Regions from separate parts of the Homo sapiens genome. Here region 1 is linked to region 2. The links are chromatin loops, found by intact Hi-C in ENCODE. Cell type or tissue: PC-3. All regions are shown on one strand. Each heading gives the region's core, and the rest is flanking DNA. Links, peaks and the distances in the headings are about the cores only.

Region 1 (8,000 bases), core at 1-8,000, 59 kb before region 2:
GAACCTTGGAACTTCCTGGTGCCGGAGAGCATAGGCTGGAGCAGTTTGGGAGGGCTGCAGGGCCACACTCCCTCCTTCCTTAAGGAACTTCACAAGACCCCCAGAACCCAACACTCTGCTTACCCTTTATCTTCTACTCCTCTCCCTACACCAAAAAAACTTCCCAATGGCCCCCTCTCCATCTACCTCCCAGCTTTCTGGGACTTTGAAAGGGGCAAGCCCAACTTTTTATCCCAAACCTCACTTATTGTGATTAACTTCTCTTTTGGCGTTTAGATCTTCACCCCTTTAACTGTACTGTGACACACCCTGTCTACCTCGCCTCACTGCTTTAAAAAGTACGAACAGGAGGGGGTGAGCGTGGTCGACAAAGCCGACAGACGGCAAACAATGGCTTCTATTCTCCAGCTTTCCTCGAACCCAAGGAGCAAAACCGAGTCTCCCTAACCAGCAACACAGCTTCCAACCAAATGTACCAACAACCCACCAACTCACAAAGGGAACAGAGGGACGCTTCTAGCTTCATAAGCCCTGACCCAGTGCAGGGGTCCCCGAGGCTGCTCCCGTACGAACACCTCCCTACCTTTCCCAAAGGAAAAAAAAAAAAAGTCTTTTGGGTGAGTGGAGAAAATAGAAAAGTAATTTCTTGTTGTAAATATCTGGAGGTAATTGTGTTACTGGTGTGAGTTGTTAGGGGCTGTAAAAAGATACAACGGCACCGTGGGGAGCTCAATTGGGAAGAGAGAGTTACAATAAAGAGCCCATTCAAGAGGTCTGCCCCCCAAAAAGAGGTAAAATAACAAAACAGTCACAGCATCATTTCTCTCTGTTTTTTTTTAAATGCATTATTTTTTCTGTTTTACCTATGGTGATTATTGATCTGCCTGCCTGCAAGCAAAGAATTTCAAGAAGCACATTTTACTCTACAAGGCCATTCCTGGTCTACTTTTTAACTACTTGGTAGACAGCTTAAATCCATAAAAATAAACCGAAAATGAGGACTTTTTCTCAGCATTGGGTAAATACTGGCCACAGCAGAGGGTTACTAGTTACCCTTATCTAGGTTGGCTCTCCAATGCTTCCTTCCTGTCTCTCAGTCCCGGCACCCATAGCCATGCCCTGGATAGGCAAAATCTCCAACTCTAATGCAAAATACCCCACCCCAACAAATGCAGGACCCTGAAGCTGCAAAGGAGTAGTAGGTGGGGAGATGGGGAATGGAATTCCCCTAGGAGGGGTAAAACTTCCAGAACTCCACTTTGTAACCCACGCTGTGCACAATCACAACAGAATGCTCCCATCCTGGCTTGTAACTTCTTGATACCATTTTTTTTTAAATTCAGTAGCTGAGCACAAAGAGGCCTCGTTGATTAGTTTTCGAAGCAGCTGGGAAGGTGGTAGTATTTCAAATTCCAGTTCTGCTCCATTCCCACTTCCCTCTCGCTAAGAAGCTATCTAATTACTTAAGTAAACGTGAACACTAAGTGCAGAAGCAACCCGGGAAGTGGGGCACATCGACACCCGGAAGCAGTCCTGTGCACCGGAGAGGTCAGACCCCCAACTGCAGCCTCAGCCCCCCAGCTCAGCCCGAGGCTCTGTACGGCCTCGCTGGGGCCATAGAACCACATCCTGAACGAAGGAGTCTCCAGACATTTTGGAGTCGCCCCAGCCTTGGACCACAAGAGAGTGGTCACTGCCCCCACCTCTCTGTCCCCAACACAAGCCTCAGTTTTCAAATGCTGTTCTTTTTTTAATTACTTAATTCTCAAATTCCATCCCCAAACTCTTTAACTGAGGTAAAGGGGAGAGCTCTCGGTCCTCCCGCCCCCAGCCAAAAGAGTAATTAGCAATTATGATGACAAAGTTTTACTCTCTAGGGCCAAATAAGATAACAACTAATCAAACTGCCTTCACGCTTTTGCAAAGGTCACTGGCTATAAAAAATGTAATGTCAACCGCAACAACTATTATTTCTCTTCAGTAAACTCGCCAGGCTCAAGCTCTTTGCCTTTCATTTCATTTTCTGCTCCCAGCCCCTTCTAAAACCTTCCCAAGTTCGAGTTAAACGTCCAGAATGGCTTAGGGAGCTTGGGAGAGTATAAGAAAAATAAAAAGGAAGAAAGAAAGAAACCACGTTCACTTTGTTTTTAAACTTTCTAGAAATCGCTCATGAATGAAGAGCCAGGTTTTAGCACTCGAAAAAGAAAGCATTTCCACTTGAAATTCAACTCCATTTCCCCCAATTACACTTGCTAAAATTCAGGGCTATTATGGCGCAGGGAGACTGAGAAAATCTGCACAAGGAAAGAGGCAACAACTTTATGAACTTTGAAAAGACACTTTTCCTCCTGGGATCTTAGAATCGAAAGCTCTCAAATTACTCCGACTAATTAGCCGGGAGAAGAAGTGATCAGACGAGGGGGAAGGCCAATGCTTTCATACAGATTTATTTTCAAGGCCTTACCAAGAAAAACATAAGGGGATTCGGAGTAAAACAAACAAAAAAGCAAACCAACTCTGCACCTCAAAACTTGCTGAAATCCCAACACCTGGTGAGACTGGATCAGAGGAAAACAAGGAAAAATACCCACCAAGCGCAGGGGGCCGGAGAACAGGGAAGAGCCCCAGCCTCCGCAAGGCAAGGGAGATGAGAGTCGGGGGAAGCCTGGGGAGCAGAGAGTTTTCAAGTTCCGAGCTCAGCGCTCCAGTGGAGTTGGGGGCAAGAGCCCGGGGGCTGGGTGGAAGCTGACAGTCCTCCCGCTCGGCTCTGAGCTCCCTCGGAGCGCGCGTTCCACCGCCTTGGCCTGGTGGCTTCCTTCCCGGCTCGCGCTAGCTCGCTCTTCCCTCTACCTCCAGCGTGCGGCTGCCTTGCCGACTGACTCCACTCGGGCTGGTGGCGGGCGCGGTGCCCCCCTCGGCGCTCGAGTGCCGGCTGACTCTTCTGCGCCGGAGCCCAGTGCGGCACAAAGCCCGAGGGCCGGCGGGCGGGCGGAGACGCGGCGAGCAGGTTCCCTCGGCGCTCCCTCGGCGAGTCCTCGGAGCGCCCGCTCTCTGCGCGTTCGCTGGGCCTCGGGCTGGACAAAGCAGCCGGCAGCGGTTGCTCTCTGCGGCCGTTCCAGGGCCTTGGGCACCACAGAGCCTCTTCGTCTTTTCCCGCGGGTCGGGAGCATTGGGCGACGCTGGGGCTAGGAGCCGCGGCTGCTGTCGCGCCTGGAGTCTCCCTTCTTCCCGCGAGCTCAGCCCGCGCTGGCGCTGGCGCTGGCGCTGGGGCTGAGCTGGCCGCCCGCCCCGAGCCCTGCGCCGCTCCCGCTCGCCGGCAGTCGCCCTCCGACGCGGGCTTTCGCTGGAAGTAGAAAGTTTGGGCTCCTGCGTGGAAACTTCTCCGGCCCAACTCTCCCGGCGTAGCAGTGGGGGAGGGGACCGGCGAGAGGGGAGGAAGGAAGGGGGGAGGAAGGGGGAGACCTGTCTGAATATTGCAATAAAAATAAAGCGAGAAGAAAGAAGCGGACTCACCTTTATGAGGCATCCTTTCTGGTTGTCACAGCTTCTGTCAAGAGTTTTGTTTGGTTGGGGTTTTTTGTGCTGCTGTTGTTGCTTGAAGACCACAATGGTTTGAAATGACGGTGTTTTAAAGGAGTTGCTGGTGAGAGTTTTCTCCACGGATGTTGCTGGGTTGGTGTGTGAGAGCAATTCTCAGATTCCTGGGAAGGAGACAGAGATTGACAATAAAATGGGCTGTCAGCGGCTGGAGAGTGAGAGATAAAGAGTGTGGGTGAGGGAAGTGGCTGCAGCCAGCACACCTATGCTGATTGGTGATGGCTCAAGTGTGTTAATGTGTGTGTGCCGGCGCCCGGCCTCGCCTCCACCGCTCCTCACTGGCCCATTAGCGAAGCCTGACCTCTGTCATCATCCTCCAGCAAAACACTTCCTCCTGCGCCTGAACCAGAGCGGGAAATGAGGCCGAGCCACGGTTCCCTTTTCAAACCCACTAATCACTCCGCAACATGCAAATGCACCGCTCGCTCTCACACAAAATATTGCTTTATGCAAAGCAGCGCCGGGGCCTCGCGCCAGCCGATTGGATGCTCCCTCTCCCCGCCTGGTGCAATTGGTCCGTTTGTTTGAATATGAATACACTTGTTTTCGGCTCCGCCGGTGGGTCCCGGCTCCTCTCCCCGGCGCAGGGCCCCCGAGCCCGGGCTCTGGCGCTCGCCTGCATCTCCCCGCTCCGCGCACGCCGAGATTCGGCGCGGCCCGCCCTGCTGCCGCGAACTTGAGCGGTCAAGTGAAGGTTTCTGGGTTGGGGGTCGCGCCCCCACTCCCCCTAAGCTGGACTCGGGACTCCCAGTCCTCGGAGGGTGCAAGTTTCTGTGCTGTCCTTTCTTGCCAACTCCAGGACAGCGTGGCCTGCCGCCCCGCCCCCGCCCGCCCCCACCCCATCCCAGCCGGGGCCCCAAGACACAGAGCACAGCGGCGGCCGCACCCCAGCCCACCTGGCCCCTTGGAAGAAGAGGAAAGGGGCGGGAGCGTCACTGGGTCCTGGCAGCTCCATTCCAGCTGCGGAGGCCGCGGCGAAGCCTAGGCCGAGAGGAGGTTGCCGGGCCGAGAACTAAACGAGGCCAGAGGCCTCCCCAGCCCAAGCCTCCAGGGCCTGTCCAAATCCTCCACCCCGCTCTCCCCGCCCTTTCTTCTCTCCTTTCTCCTTTCGGAAGCCGCGGTGCGCAGCGGAGCAGAGGCACAGCTCTGGCTGGAGAGGCCCGAGTAAACACGCCACTTACTTTGTGTACAGAGGGTTCTTGTGAAAAGCCCTGAAGAGTCCTCACCAAACACTCACCAACTTCTCCCACGTGCCATTTGTTGACTAAGTGCGGCTGCTTTTCGCAGCGCCCGAGAGGAGGGGAAGCCAGGGGAGATAAGAGGGGAGGGGGAGTGGAAGCCTGGGTGGGGGGGCGGATGACCAATGCTGGGAGGGATTCTCTCTCTCTCTCTGTGTGTGTGTGTGTGTGTGTGTGTGTGTGTGTGTGTGTCCCACTGGCGATGTCGGTATGTCAGCGTGTGTCGTGTGTGCCACCGGTCATCTGTGTGTGGTGCGTGTGTCTCCGCACCACGACTCCCTCTCCTGGGTCTGCTCAGTCCACGGAGGCAGCTCCCCTTCAGCTGTTGCCAGAAAACCGGGGAGGAAAGTAAGTAAATGGCTTTTCTCTTCTGACCACACACCAGAAGTCCATTTGTTGAATGCCGCACGATTAGGACACACCTCAGTACACTCCAAAGGCGCCCCTCGGAGCCTGCAGTTAAGGTGACAGGAGAGCGAGCGGCTGCCTGGTCCTGCGCTGTCCCGAGCTCTCTCGGCGGCTTCGGGCCACGGAGCCGGGAAGGAGAAGGAAGGCCTGGGCTGCTGTACACACCCCAGGACAGGGCGAGGGGGAATAGGGCTGAAGAGCTGAGGCAGGGAGGCTGAAATGAAGCAGCCGAAGGGTACGCTAGACTCTTCTTGACTTAGGGAAAGTGCTGAAAGTCAGAGCTCATCAATAAAATCTGCGCGACCTGAACTCGCTGCTGACTGGCCGCGTCGCCGCAGCCCCTGGCAGCCGGGACAGTGAGGACGCTGCAAGCCGCCCTGGGCCGCCGGGCCACATGTGGGCCTCACCCTCTCGTTCCTGCCTGGGACCCAGCAGCCCTGCGACCAAGGAGCCCGGGCAGGGCTCCCGGGAAGCAAAGGCCTCCCCGGCCCTAGCCAGAGGTGGGGTCGCATAACCCTCTCCCCTCCCCGGGCTGGGGAGGGCTGCCGGCTCTAACCCTTCCCCGGGAGCTCGCAGCGCCGGGAGGAAACCTGGGTCAGAGGTGAAGGAGGTGGCGCCGGGTGTCCAGGTCCGCGGCCTCCTGGGCGAGGTTTCATTTCGCAGGAGCGCGACTTTCGGAGGATGCCGGCAAGTGGGGCCGCGGCCCTGAGTCCCAGACCAGCGAAAGTCGGCTTTCTCTTTCTCTCTCCTTTTACTTTCCAAGCGAGCATTAAAGAAGCTTGGACTCAAGACTCAAGTCCGCTGTGCATGAGCGAGGGACTTGCGGGGGGGCGGGGGGGGGGGAAGTGATTCTGTCCGAACTGGAGGCGAGTATCATTTTTACAACCTCTCAATTAGCGACCGAGTGGATTAGCACCTTCTTAAGCTTTGCCTCGGAAAGAAGCAGCCGTAATCTTGTTGCTATTTCCCCCCAGGGCACTGGCTCTTTGAATCAGCTCCTTCTCCCACCCCTCCAACCCCCATCTCGCTGCGGAGAAAAGTTTTAACAAAAAATCAGAAAAGGCAAGGAGCGAGGAGTGAATGCCACTGACGTCATTGGGTGGGGAAGGGGGCTCCGGGAAAGACTCCTGGAAACTCCTCCGCACAAACAAAAAACAAAAAGGACTTGGCTGCTTCCCATGTGTCAATATTTGGGGAGGGGAGTTCAACCCCAGAATGAGGCCGAGTTTTCAAAGTTTAAGGAGAGAGGGGTGAGAGTGAGATTTCCTCGTTCTCTCTGGACTGGTCTCAAGGAAGGTGGGGGTGCTGTTCTACCTCGTGGGGAGCCTCACTCCCTCTGCCAAGTACCGGCTCTGGGGGCGAAGCGGCCTAGGGGTGTGGGGGCCGAGACTGAGGTGCGGGCGCGGTTGCCAGAGGTGTGTACAAAACCGAGACAACTCGCAGGTCGCCATTTTAATTGCGGCTACCAACACGCCCGAGGCCCACTTGCTGCCCTCCAAGACGCGGGGGGGCGGCGGGGATTGCGCTTTAGGTTCTGTCTCCTTTCCCCGCCTCCCCACAGGCCCCTGTTCCCCCCTACCCTCCGCCCCCTGTGGCCAGAGGGAGGACCTCTCAGGCCGGCGGGTGCGTTCCCGCGGGGGCCGCCGGGGTCGTCCCACCCGGTAGCGGGGCTGTCTGCGTGGAGGGAGTCCCGCTGGGGGACCGTGGCTCGCCAGAGCCTGCCCAGAGCTTCTAGCCAGTATTGATGCGTCAACATGAGGTGAGGCAAGCATCTCACCCGCACCGATCCCTGGCATTCCCCTGTGCCCACCCCATCAGGCCTTCGGGGAGGCAAAGAAGTGCCCACTTCTGGGGGGAAGTGCCTCCAGCTCCCAGCTTCAGAACCAAGAGCCTCCCATCCGGAGTTCTGACAGTTCTGACACCTCCAAACTCTCTCTTTCCCCGGTCAAGCAGAGGCGCAGCGCCGGCGCGCTGGAAAGGGTGAAGACTGGCATTTTTTGGAGAAGGAAAGTCTTGGCAGACACCTGCGTCACTTTGTAGTGCCCCAAACGTCTCTCTTTTTGCAGACCCTGGGAAGGTGGGATCCCTTGTCCGCGGAGCTGGCAAACGGGTCCAGTGAGCCCTAAAGGCAAAGGCTCCCATCCCGGCCGCCCAGTCCCTGGTGCCTCCCCCACTTCCAGGCCTTTGTCCCTCTCCTTTCTCCAGCAACCTGCCGGTTCCCGCTAACCCGGCAGCCTCGCCGAGCCCAGAGCCTAGAAAAGCCAAGAAGATCCCAGAGCCGCCCCGTGGCACCTTCAGGCTGTGGCCACTGCTCGGCTTGGGGGGAAGCCGCGGTGCCCTCGCCCTTCCTCGCCTCCTGCCAAATGGCCAGTGCTAGGGGCTCCCTGGGTTCAGTCCTCAGTCCTCTTCCGTTCGCTCTGGGAGGCCAGCCTGTCTCTCTCTCTCTCTCTCTCTCTCTCTCTCTCTCTCTCTTTCTCTCTCTGTCTTCTCCCTGCCCACCCCCAAAATACCTTTAAAATAACATTGTCCAGTGGAGTCTCCCAGCAAAGGGATTCCTAGCAGCCCAGCGGGTCAGACTCCCAAGGCTTTGCCTCCCAGTCCCTCCATGCTGTTGTCCAGATAGGAGTTAGGTTTAAAACTCCTGACATGTAGGACAACTGAAATCAGCGGCACTCTCCGATTTTTGCAAATAGGGTTCCTAGAAAAGTTTGCTTTCCATTTCATCACCCTGTGACGATCCCCCCATCTCTCTTTTCC
Region 2 (10,882 bases), core at 1,207-9,206:
AGGAATTTCAGGGTTTATTCTAAGGATGCAGGCTATTGTGGAGGGTCTTGGGGCAGGAGTGACATGATATAATTTGTGTGTTTAAAAAGAAACCATTCTGGCAGCTGTGAGGCAGTAAGCCCTGGGGCTCAGGCATGGAGCTGGAAGATCAGCAAGGGGCTGTTTTGGTGGCTCAGGGTGGGCCTGGAAGGATGTAACTAGGTGGATGTAACTAGGTGAGGCTAAGGGGAGCACGCCACAGGGTGGGGACCCAGAGCATGAGCATTGAGGACAGGAGCCAGCAGGGTGTGTGGGGAAACTGAGGCCACCAGTCAGATAGGGGTGGCAGGGGGCGAGAAGAGAAGGCAACAGGCGAAGATGGGCAGTGCCCTCTTGTTGTTTGGGGAAGGAGCTCACGTGGGAATTTAACGTGAGTGGCTGATGCCCAGAGATCTCCATAGGAAAGTGGTCAGGCCTTCACAGAGGGTCTTTCTTGCTGAGAAAAAAAGTCCAGCTGGCCTGTAGAATGAGGGAGGTGTGCACAGGAAGCAGGCGCTGACATGCCATCAGCCCCTCTGCGTGACAGGTGCTGGAATTCAGAGCACACTAATGTGGTCACAGCCCTCCCGGGTCTGGCTCATCAGCCTCTTCCTTTCACAGAGGAGCACACCCAAGTCCGGGGAGGTTTTCAAAAGCAGCCCAGCCAGGAAGAAGCCATGCCAGGGTGAAACCGAGGTCTTTCTGACTCCAGGTCGGTCGGGCTTCCTAACCAGGGCACCACAGTCTCCATGCTGACCAGACTGTTTTCCTGCCTGCTGCTATTTTCCTGACACTTTCTTCCCTTTCCAACACTCTCTTCTCTTTCCTCTTCACCGTGTTCCTACCTAGCCAATGACTACTACTATATATATATACTATATATATAGTTTAAAGTGTATATATATATACACTATATATATACAGTTTAAAGTGACTGGGATCTTCAATCTTAAATCCAACCACAAAAACAAAAAAGGAGGTGTTTGTCCTTGGAGTACATCTCTCCCCCTGGCAGGGGAGAGGCCTTGTGCACACATCCACTGGACTTCACACACGTGAGCTGAGCTCATGAACGTTCCCTAGACTGTCAGGGCTCTCTATTTTGGAAGGAGGTTGAGGAATTTGCCCAAAGTCACCCAGCTGATGGGTGGAAATTATTCTCAGTCTCGACAACTCTTGTGCTTTTTGGATTTTCCCAGCAGCCCATGCTGCTCTGAGCCATTTCTCAAGATGTCTCCTTTTCCCTCGTGTTGCCTGTAACACTGGTGACATAAACCTCACCCTTCTTGCCTTACTCCCATCTGAGTAGTGTCTCAGTGATGTGTGCCTCTATCCTTCCTGTCCCTCCAGCCTGAGTGTGGAAAATTTTTGTGACTCCCAATGCCTTTCTACCCCCTGCATCTTCTTGCCCTCAGCTTCTCTGACATGTTCAAGAACAAACCTTTGGCCTCCATACCTGTGCCTTGGAGAACAGATCTATAGCATTAAAAATAAACACGTGGACAAACAAACTGTTCCATTGTATGCTGCTGTGTTACAAATGGCCCCTGAGTTGTGTGAAATAATAGCCATGTTTTTAGGCTCATAGTTTCTCTGGGGCAAGAGTCTGGACAGAGTACAGTGAGGAGGACTCACCTCTGCTTCATGATTATCTGGGGCCTCAGCAGGGAAGACTTGAATGGCTGCAGGTAACTCAAGTGGTTGGGGACTAAAATCATTCTTCATTCACATGTCTGGCACCTGACTGGGCCTAGCTGGGACTGTTGACCAGAGTGGCTTACGTGTGGCCACTCCACGTGGCTTGGGCTTCCTCACAACATGGTCGCAGCTAGTCAGACTTCTTACTGCAGACTTGAGGTTTCAAAAGTCCATGTTCAGCCAGGCGCAGTGACTCACACCTGTAATCCCAGTACTTTGGGAGGCCGAAGTGGGCAGATCACCTTAGGTCAGGAGTTAGAGACCGCCTGGCCAACATGGTGAAACCCCATCTCTACTAAAAATACAAAAATTAGCCAGGTATGGGGGTGCGTGCCTGTAGTCCCAGCTACTCAGGAGGCTGGGGCAGGAGAATCACTTGAACCACGTAGGCGGAGGCTGCAGTAAGCCAAGATCACACCACTGCAGTTCAGCCCCGGGTGGCAGAGCAAGATTCCGACTAAAAAAAAAGTCCATGTGTCCATGTTCCAGAGAGCAAGATGGGAACTGCATGATCTTTTGTGACTTAGACACACTGTCATTTCTGACATACTCTATTGTTCAAGACAGTCATTCAGGTTTAGGTAGAAGTGACATAGACTCCACATTTCAATAGAAGGAATGTCAAAGAATTTGTGGCTGTTTTGAAACTGGCATGCAAATAAATAAACATTTTGTAAGGCAAAACCGAACAAGCCCCCTGTTATAATTTTTAACTCATCAGAAAAGTCTCCAAAGTCTAAAACAGCAGTTCCTAACCTTTTCCACACAAAGTTCTTTCCAATTTAAAACACAACAAAAATCTCCCAAAGAAATAGTTATTGTTTTTTTTTAGAAAAACACACACTCATGACAAATAATTCAATACAGCTAAACACAAAGAATTAAGCCTAGTCCAAATAATGTAAAATATTCCTAAAACCTCATAGTCTAGAGATAACTGATTGTTAATTTTTGAAGAATATCCTTTAAGATATTTCTGTATGCATTTACACACATAAATGTATGAATCGTTTTACATAAATAGGATCATCATATTGAGTTTTTCTGAAATACGTTCTCCTTTTTACACTCAATAACACGCTACAGCCATTTTTCCATTTCTTTTTTTTCTTTTCTTTTTCTTTCTCTTTTTTTTTTTTTTTTTTTTTGAGACGGAGTCTCACCCTGTCACCCAGGCTAGAGTGTAGTGGCGCAATTTCGGCTCACTGCGAACTCTGCCTCCTCAAGTGATTCACCTGCCTCAGCCTCCCGAGCAGCTGGGATTTACATGCACCCGCCACTGCGCCCAGCTAATTTTTGTATTTTTAGTAGAGATGGGGTTTCACGATGTTGTCCAGGCTGGTCTCAAATTCCTGACCTCATGATTCACCGGCCTCAGCCTCCCAAAGTGCTGAGATTACAGGCATGATCCACCACACCTAGCCCATTTTTTCATTTCAATAGTCACAGCAGAAGACTATTGGTTTCTCACACAGCAGATATTGTCCCTTCTTTTTCTTTTTCTTTCTTTCTTTCTTTCTTTTTTTTTGAGGCAGGGTCTTGTTCTATTGCCCAGGCCAAATATCCTCCCACTTCAGCCTCCCAAATATCTGGGACCACAAGCCTGTTCCACCATGCCCAGCTAATTTTTACTTTTTTTTTTTTTTTGTAGAGACGGGGTTTGATTGTGCTGCCCAGGCTGGTCTCAAATTCCTTGGCTCAAGCGATCCTTCTGTCTTGGCCTCCGTACATGCTGGGATTACAGGAGTGAGCCACTGCACCAGCCTGTCCCTTTCTACCTTCCTAACAAAAACCCTGTTTTAATTCAGGCATCCATTCTCCTTTGAGAGGCAACATGTTTCCAGGAAAGCAGACACTATTTCTAATTTCTAGTGTAAAAGACAATTGGGCTTAGCTAAAATAGCAGTCCGTTCCCCTGGCCAGTGACTGAGGTAATGACAGAATGTGACATAATTCTGGCTAAAGCGATGGCAAGACTGATGGCAGGTTTGGGAAAATGGGATCCTTGGTGATACAAAGGAATAATTAGGAACAGCCTCACTTCTATTCGGTTGGTGCAGAAGTAATTGCAGTTTTGCCATTAAAAACCACAATTACTTTTGCACCTATCAAATACCACATATTGTCATTCCTGCACATAATGGTTGGAACTACAGCAGTTTCAGATATTGTTGTTTTTTTTTTAAAGATAAGAAATGACTTATTGTTTAATTTGAATTGATTGAGCTGCATTTTTCTGTTGCTTATAGCCCAAAGTATTCTAACTGATGAATGTCACACATAAAATTATACAAAATTACTTTGAACAGTTCCCTATTTTATTGTATGGATATGCCATCACTAACTCTGTAAAATTCCCAGTTGCTTGACATTTAGGCTATTTCTTTCTTTTTATTTTTTGCTATAATAAACAACAGTGATGTACTTTGACTAATTCAATTTTCAGGCAGTACTTGGTGTGTCTATATAACCTCCACCCTCTGACAATAATTAGTTTCTAAGCCATAAGATTGGTCCCACTGAGGCACAGCTTCTTAAATCTGACTGTTGGGTCTGAGATGAAAGCTTGCAGCCTCCAATTATCTCCATTTTTCCCCCTTCCTCCAGTATAAAGAGCATGGGCTTTAGAAGCAGACAGAAATGGTTAGAAATCCTCTGTCACTTCCTAGCTGCACAGTGTCATCAGTTTCCATTTCCCTGCTCTATAAAATGAGAACAGAAATACCTACCTTTGTTGTCAGGACTAAATGAGATGATGTATAATAAGCATCCAGTCTGATGCCTGATACACAGTAAGTGCTGAAATGGTCATTATTTTATATTTTATTATTTATCATTTGGAAGAATATGTGTGTGGAATAACACGAATAGGAGCTATTACCCTTAAGAAGTGTCTGTGGAATGCTGTTTGCTTTCTTTCCAGAGTGGCAAGACTTCTTGCTATTTTTTTAACTTTTTATTTTGAAATTACTTTAGATTTATAGAAGAGATGTAAAGATAGCACAGAGAGGCTGGGCGAGGTGACTCACACTTGTAATCCCAGCACTTTGGGAGGCCAAGGCAGGCGGATCACTTGAGGTCAGGAGTTAGAGACCAGCATGACCAACATGGTGAGACCCCTGTCTCTACTAAAACACAAAATCAGCTGGATGTGGTGGCGCGTGCCTGTAGTCCCAGCTACTGGGGAGGCTGAGGTGGGAGGATCACATGAACCCAGGAGGTAGAGGTTGCAGTGAGCCAAGATTTCACCACTGCACTCTAGCCTGGGTGACAGAGTGAGATCCTGTTTCAAAAAAAAAAAAAAAAAAAAAAGTTCCTATATAACTTTTACTCAGCTTTCCCTAATGTTGACATCATCTTTGGTACATTTATCAAAACTAACACGTTAACATTGGTAATATTATTAACTAAACTACAAACTTTATTTGCATTTAACCAGCTTTTACACTAATGTCCCTTTTCTATCCTAGGACACAATCCAGGATACCATGTCGCCTTCGGGCCAGCTGGTTTTTAACGGACTTACAGCCCTTTCCTTGGAGGGCTGAGTTGCACACTTCTGCTGGAAAATTAGCCAGAGCTAACATTGATTGGGTGCTTAATGATTAGCCCTTCTCATAACCCTATGTATTCCATTCCTGCCCTCATTTTACAGATGGGGAAACAGAGACTCAGAGAAGTAGGAGGCTTGATCAAGGTCACTCAGAGGCAGAGCAGACACCGATGAGGCAGCCTGGTTCCTGCTTAGTTGCCTTTCCCAGAGGAGGATCCCCCCTGGCCCTCTCCCCAGAGCCTGTCCTCCCTGTGTGGCCAGGAGGAGAGAGGAGGTCCTGCAGCAGGGACAGCCTTGCCTGTGGGCAGAGCTAACTCTGGCTAAAACTGAGCACTTTCTGCCCACCGGGCCGGGCTCTGAATTACCTCCTCGCTGCCTGGGCAAGGGCCCGCCACGCCCCTTTCTCCCACTCCCTTCCCTGTCAACTCTCGGTCTCAAGGAAGCTGCTGCTGTCAATCCTATCCCTGTGCGTTTGGCCACAATGCAAAGGCGCCTCCTGGTGTTTGCATTTGAATAGAGACCCAAGCCCGAAGTCAAACAATGAGGCTCGTGGTGGGAGTGGGAGAGATTTGGGGTAGAGCGCATTCTTGCAGCCCCTTCTGCGCCTCCGTGAAGGCAGTTCTCTTCTCCACTTTCTCAGAAGTCTTATTTCTCCACTTGCTGGGGCTACCCCTGCTCCTGGGGACAGGAAGGGGATTGCGTTTCAGCCAGGGCCCCATCTGCACAGCCTGGGGTCTTCTGGCTTCTTCATCCAGGAGCGCTGTCCACTGCCAAGTGGGAAGAAGGCAGCCAGAACTAAAGCTTGCTCCCTGTGATCCCTGTGCCATCACCACCGCTATCTCCTAGGTGGCTTCTAATGACAGCTTTCACATAGGAACACCTTCTGTGTGCCTGGCAGCTATAGGTACATGGATCACTTTATGTGATAAGGAAATGGGGGCTCTGAGCTACTTAGCTGGTAAACGGCAGAGCATGGCCTCAAACTTTGGCCTGGCAGGCTCCAAAGTCCCCAGTCCTTCCAGTATACCAAATACCGTCATGATTGTTTTGGAAACAGGGCCCTTGCCAAAACCAGCCTCAAGTTCCTGGTGCCAGGAGGGCCCCACACCTTTCTGGGCTAGGCAGTGTGTGGGTCCCGCCTCCGGAAGACCAGGCTGGTGATAAAGCCCCTTTCTAAGGCACCCAAAGGGGGCTTTTTGCTGAGCAGGCAGGTGTGCCATGGTAAGGGCCCACATCCTGTCAGGGATGGGGTATTTCCTGATTCAGGTGACACAGCTTAAAGAAGGCTGATAATGAACTGCATCTCTATTTATCCAGGCAAACTTGGCCTAGCTGAGGTGTTAACTGGGCCATGGAACAGCTTTAATCCTTTTGTTTACATTGAGATGGTTCAGTGAAACTAGTACTGTCTTAAGCTACAACTGCATTTCATCTTCAGGTCTGCTCTCAGGACTGACACAGAGACCAGCTTTGGGTGGAAATAATCATAACATTCAGAGCTGCAACCTGGGGTGATTCATCTCAGAGTCACCAACAAGATCGCATGCTTTTTGGTTATCATGAGTGGCTTCAGGGCGCTGGCTGGGCACTGGCAGTTTCCACTAACGAGGACAAATAAGAACAGTAAACAGGTGTTGAGTTATTACTATCCACCAAACACTTAATGTGTATGAACTTAATTGATCCTTTTAACAACAGCAAAGTAGGTGTCATTATTATCTCTATTTTTTAGGTGAAGAAACTGAGGTACAGAGAGCTTAAGAACCTTGTGATGGGCTTCAGGACATTGCTGCCCCCAAATATGGCACCTTGATATATTGAATGTTTCAAGCTGAAGGAACTTGAGAAAATGGCAGATGCAGTTAAGTTCACACAACCCTTAAGTTGCAGAAGAGGGAGTTGAACCCAGGCAGTGTGGTTCCAGAGTCCGGGCATATAATCATTACTCTGTGTGCAGATAAATAGCATAGGCAGAGGTCTGGAGGGACATAGACCAAAGGCTGCATGCTGGCTGTCTACAGGTGATTTCTTTTCTTTTCTATTTATTTGTCTTCCCTTATTTTTGACAAGTTTTGAGGGGAGCAAAACGTTAAGATTTACACTAGACAAAAGGACAGGTCGTTAGTGGGTGTGAGTTGCATGGGACAATGTACTGGGCTCCCTCCTGGGGGTGTCCACAGAAAGCCAGTTTGGAAAGACACTATGACACAGGTGGACAGAAGGCAGACAAAATCACTGATACAAAATGAAGGGTTTGCTTATTAACTCATTCACGTATTGATTCAATTATTCACTCATTGCTTCAAAAAAGCATGGAGAGCCTACTCTGTTTAAGCATTGTAGTGGGTGCTGGGGATAATTATGTGTAAGACAAGATCCCTACCTTCTAGGGGTTCATAGTCTGGAGGCGGAGGTGAGGGGAAGCTACTTTCAACTAAGCACCTAGTAACTTGTTAAGACATAAAGTAATTTGCAAGTCTGATTCTTCCACAAGGTTTTGAATCCTTGAGGGCAGGGACTGGTACAATACTGGTATAGCCACATATTTCAACCATTGATGCATTCCATGCATGTATTCATGCACTTTTACATTACCACTTGGTGATTGAACATACATAGGGTGTACAGTGAAGGAACAGCCCACGTGATTGTTTCTCCAGGTTGAAGGAGGGAGAGAAGAGGGTGGTTGGAAAAATCTCCATAGAGATTTGAGCAGAGGCTTAAGAACTGAGAAAGTTTGCCAGGTGCAGTGGCTCATGCCTGTAATCCCAGCACTTTGGGAGGCTGAGGCAGGCAGATCACCTGAGGTCAGGAGGTCGAGACCAACCTGGCCAACATGGTGAAACCCTATCTCTACTAAAAATACAAAAATTAGCCAGACATGATGGTGGGAGCCTGTAATCCCAGGTACTCGGGAGGCTGAGGCAGGAGAATCGCTTGAACCTGGGAGGTGGAGTTTGCAGTAAGCCGAGATCATGCCACTGCACTCCAGCCAACAGAGTGAGACTCTCTCTAAAAAAAAAAAAAAAAAAGAACAGAGAAAGTTTTCACCCAGTGGGGAAGGTACTTCCAGGGAAAGGGAATAGCATAGGAAAAATCACAGTGGTATAAGGCTGACTGGTGCATTTGAAGAACTGTCAATAATTAAGTCCCAGGAGCTAGGACTTAAATGTAGGTAAGTTATAAGGACAGAGAACCAAAGCAGAGAGTAAGGGGTATATGTGCAGATGGAGCCTAGGGGATAAGGAAGCCTCCTCCTTTTCCTCCTTCTCTTCTGTTTAATAAGCCCTCCCCCTACTCTTTTGGAAAGGAGTGAAAGGGTAGGAAACTACATCTTTAAGCATCTATACATGCCAAGCCCTGTAGCATGTATAGGAAACTACATCTTTAAGCACCTATACATACCAAGCCCTTTAATCCTTACTTTGGCACAATTCACCAGCCCCATTTTCCAGGTGAGGAAACTGAAGCTCAGAATGGTGAAGTGACTTACTCACACAGTCAGTAAGTGGCAGAAAAAAGGTTTGGATTGAAGTGCATCCGATTCCAAAAGCGGCACTCTTTGTACTGGGCCAGACAGAACAACTGAAAGTGGAATCACGCTTTTATCTCTGCAAAATGCTTTCATGTACCTAGGCTCATTTGATTCTTACCATGATATTGAGTAGCAATTGGTCAAGTATCATAATTTCCATTTTTTTCAGTAGGAAAACTGAGTCACACAGAGGTTCATTTTGAGTGATTTGAGAATTTCAGAATTAAATACATCCAAAGTACCAACAAGAGGACCCAGCTGAAAAACTATACATGAAATGAAGATCAGCCCTGAGATGGTTTCTCAGTGCAAAGGGGCAGCTGAGGACATGACACATGTGCACATGAGAACCTTGTGTGCATGTGGAGGTTTGCAGCTGGAACAGCCGGAGGGGCCAATCCAAGTGGCTGAGCTAATCCTTTCCTCTGCCTTCTGCCTGCTTCCCCTGTCACCTTAGGGGCCCCTCCTGAGGGGACATCTGTGAATTCTCCATGGAATCCCTCATTTAGCTCCCAAGACCCAGCGCAAGCCTGGGTGCAGAATGTTGGTGCAATTTTGACAAGATGCTCACAGAGGTTCAGTGACTAGTTTTAATTAGGCCATCTTTGTTTACGTTTGATGTTTATCAGCTAATTGGCATGGCAAGGTGTGAGTCACACAGCTTTCCCCTGGCATGGAATCAGTTGTCAGAGAAAAAGCCAGGAGAACAAATGATCCCAATTATGAGAGAACCCACCGGGCTAATTATCGTCCCACTAAGGACGGAACCTTCCCCCTCCTGCTGCTCCTGCTACTGCTGTAGCTGCACCAAGTGCCCTGGGATCTCTACACCCCTTCCTCCAGCCCCAGAAACCCAGAAACCAGGATCTGGGCCCCCAGCTGGCTGCCTGGAGATTTATTCTCTCAAATTCAAAACTTGCATGTTCCTCTAGCTCAGACACACCAGGGCAACATTCTTCCTTTAGTTCAAGATCATTTTCCTCTTTAGCCCCTTCCATAAATGATTGCTCATGTATGTTGGACTTTTCCTGTGTGCAAGGCACTGTTGGAAATACCTGATAATTATTTTCCCCAATAACGTACAGTCAGGTCGCATTATTATCTCCATTTTACAAATGAGGAAACTGAGTTGTGCAGATCTTAAATAACTTGTTTGAGGGCAAGCAATAGGGCTGGGATTTGAGTGACATGATCTATCACCATGGCACCTGCTCTTGACCATCAAATGACTCTTGGATGCTCAGAAAGCCCTAAAAATCAACCAATTAGGATTCTTCAGGTGGATTTCTGGGTCCACTCTCCCTCTAATTATGTAGGTACAATCGCCTTCTAGAACAGTGCTGTCCAGAACTTTCTGCAATGATAGAAATGTTACACTGTCCTGCCCAATGCAGTAGGCAGCCACTAACCACATGTGAAATGTGGCAAGTGGGATGGAGGGACTAAATTTTTCATTTCATTTTATTTTAATTTATCTTAATTTTAATTGAAAGAGTCGCATATGGCTAGCGGTTACCTTGCCGGAAAGTGCAGTTCTAGCTGGTCAGCCCTTAGTCCTCAAATGCTGCAATTTCCTAATCAGTCCTTTATGTGTGTCTTTTCCTCCCCCTCCTCCTTCTGCAGCTTCCTGGCTTTCTTGGTGCAGGGCAGGTCTCTTCATTTTCTGCATTCTCTCCTGCCCATTCTCTAAGCCCCCTCCAGGCTGAGGGGCTTGTGCAGAGGAATGCAGTTTGGCTGCCCTTGAGTTGAATGATGATCGTGGACCTTTGGAATGTCCACAAAGCCTCGCACTCTCGGCCTCCCCTGTCTCTCTCCTTCGCCGGGGTAACAGATGGCCCTGGCTTTCACCAGCCGGGCCTGAGCACATTGTCACTCCCAGCTGAAAGTGAAATATTCAGTGGCATTTAAATTAAATAGACTCTAATGCTTCAGTAATATTAATTACGTTTTCATTCATCCCTGGCCTAATAAATCAATGCGTAAAGAGAGGATGCTCGGGAGGCTGGCAGCCTAGTGGGGCCACTGGTCCTTTGTGTGAGCCCGCACACAATGCCCCCATTCTTACGGGGCTGCGCTTG

What was found. Peaks named below come from ENCODE experiments on the same cell type or tissue, not always from the same donor. Only the 100,000 strongest peaks of a DNase experiment are listed, where the experiment ranks them.
Region 1: a loop joins it to region 2, with 6 times the contacts of the local background. A loop is called at or near these places in 4 of 110 quality-filtered maps.

The regions. Positions count from the first base shown.
Region 1 is chr11:31,807,315-31,815,314 of GRCh38, forward strand. It overlaps PAX6 (paired box 6), which reads right to left and starts at 4,008. Exons shown (of 14, transcript NM_001368894.2): 1 at 3,801-4,008; 2 at 3,514-3,701. RefSeq lists enhancers at 3,574-4,143, 3,846-3,903, 5,251-6,219, a promoter at 3,791-4,200 and a silencer at 7,063-7,317. In PC-3, for the core only: no CTCF peak of the experiment used is centred there; DNase peaks (open chromatin) are centred at 3,977 and 4,797; H3K4me3 peaks cover 6,962 bases; H3K27ac peaks cover 3,758 bases.
Region 2 is chr11:31,865,492-31,876,373 of GRCh38, forward strand. The region is part of intron 1 of PAX6-AS1 (PAX6 antisense RNA 1); the gene reads left to right. Among named protein-coding and RNA genes, the nearest start is that of PAUPAR, 44 kb to the left of the region's middle. RefSeq lists a silencer at 5,492-5,621 and enhancers at 8,557-10,882, 10,808-10,882. In PC-3, for the core only: CTCF peaks have their summits at 5,775 (motif pointing left) and 5,975; DNase peaks (open chromatin) are centred at 5,750 and 6,770; H3K27ac peaks cover 539 bases.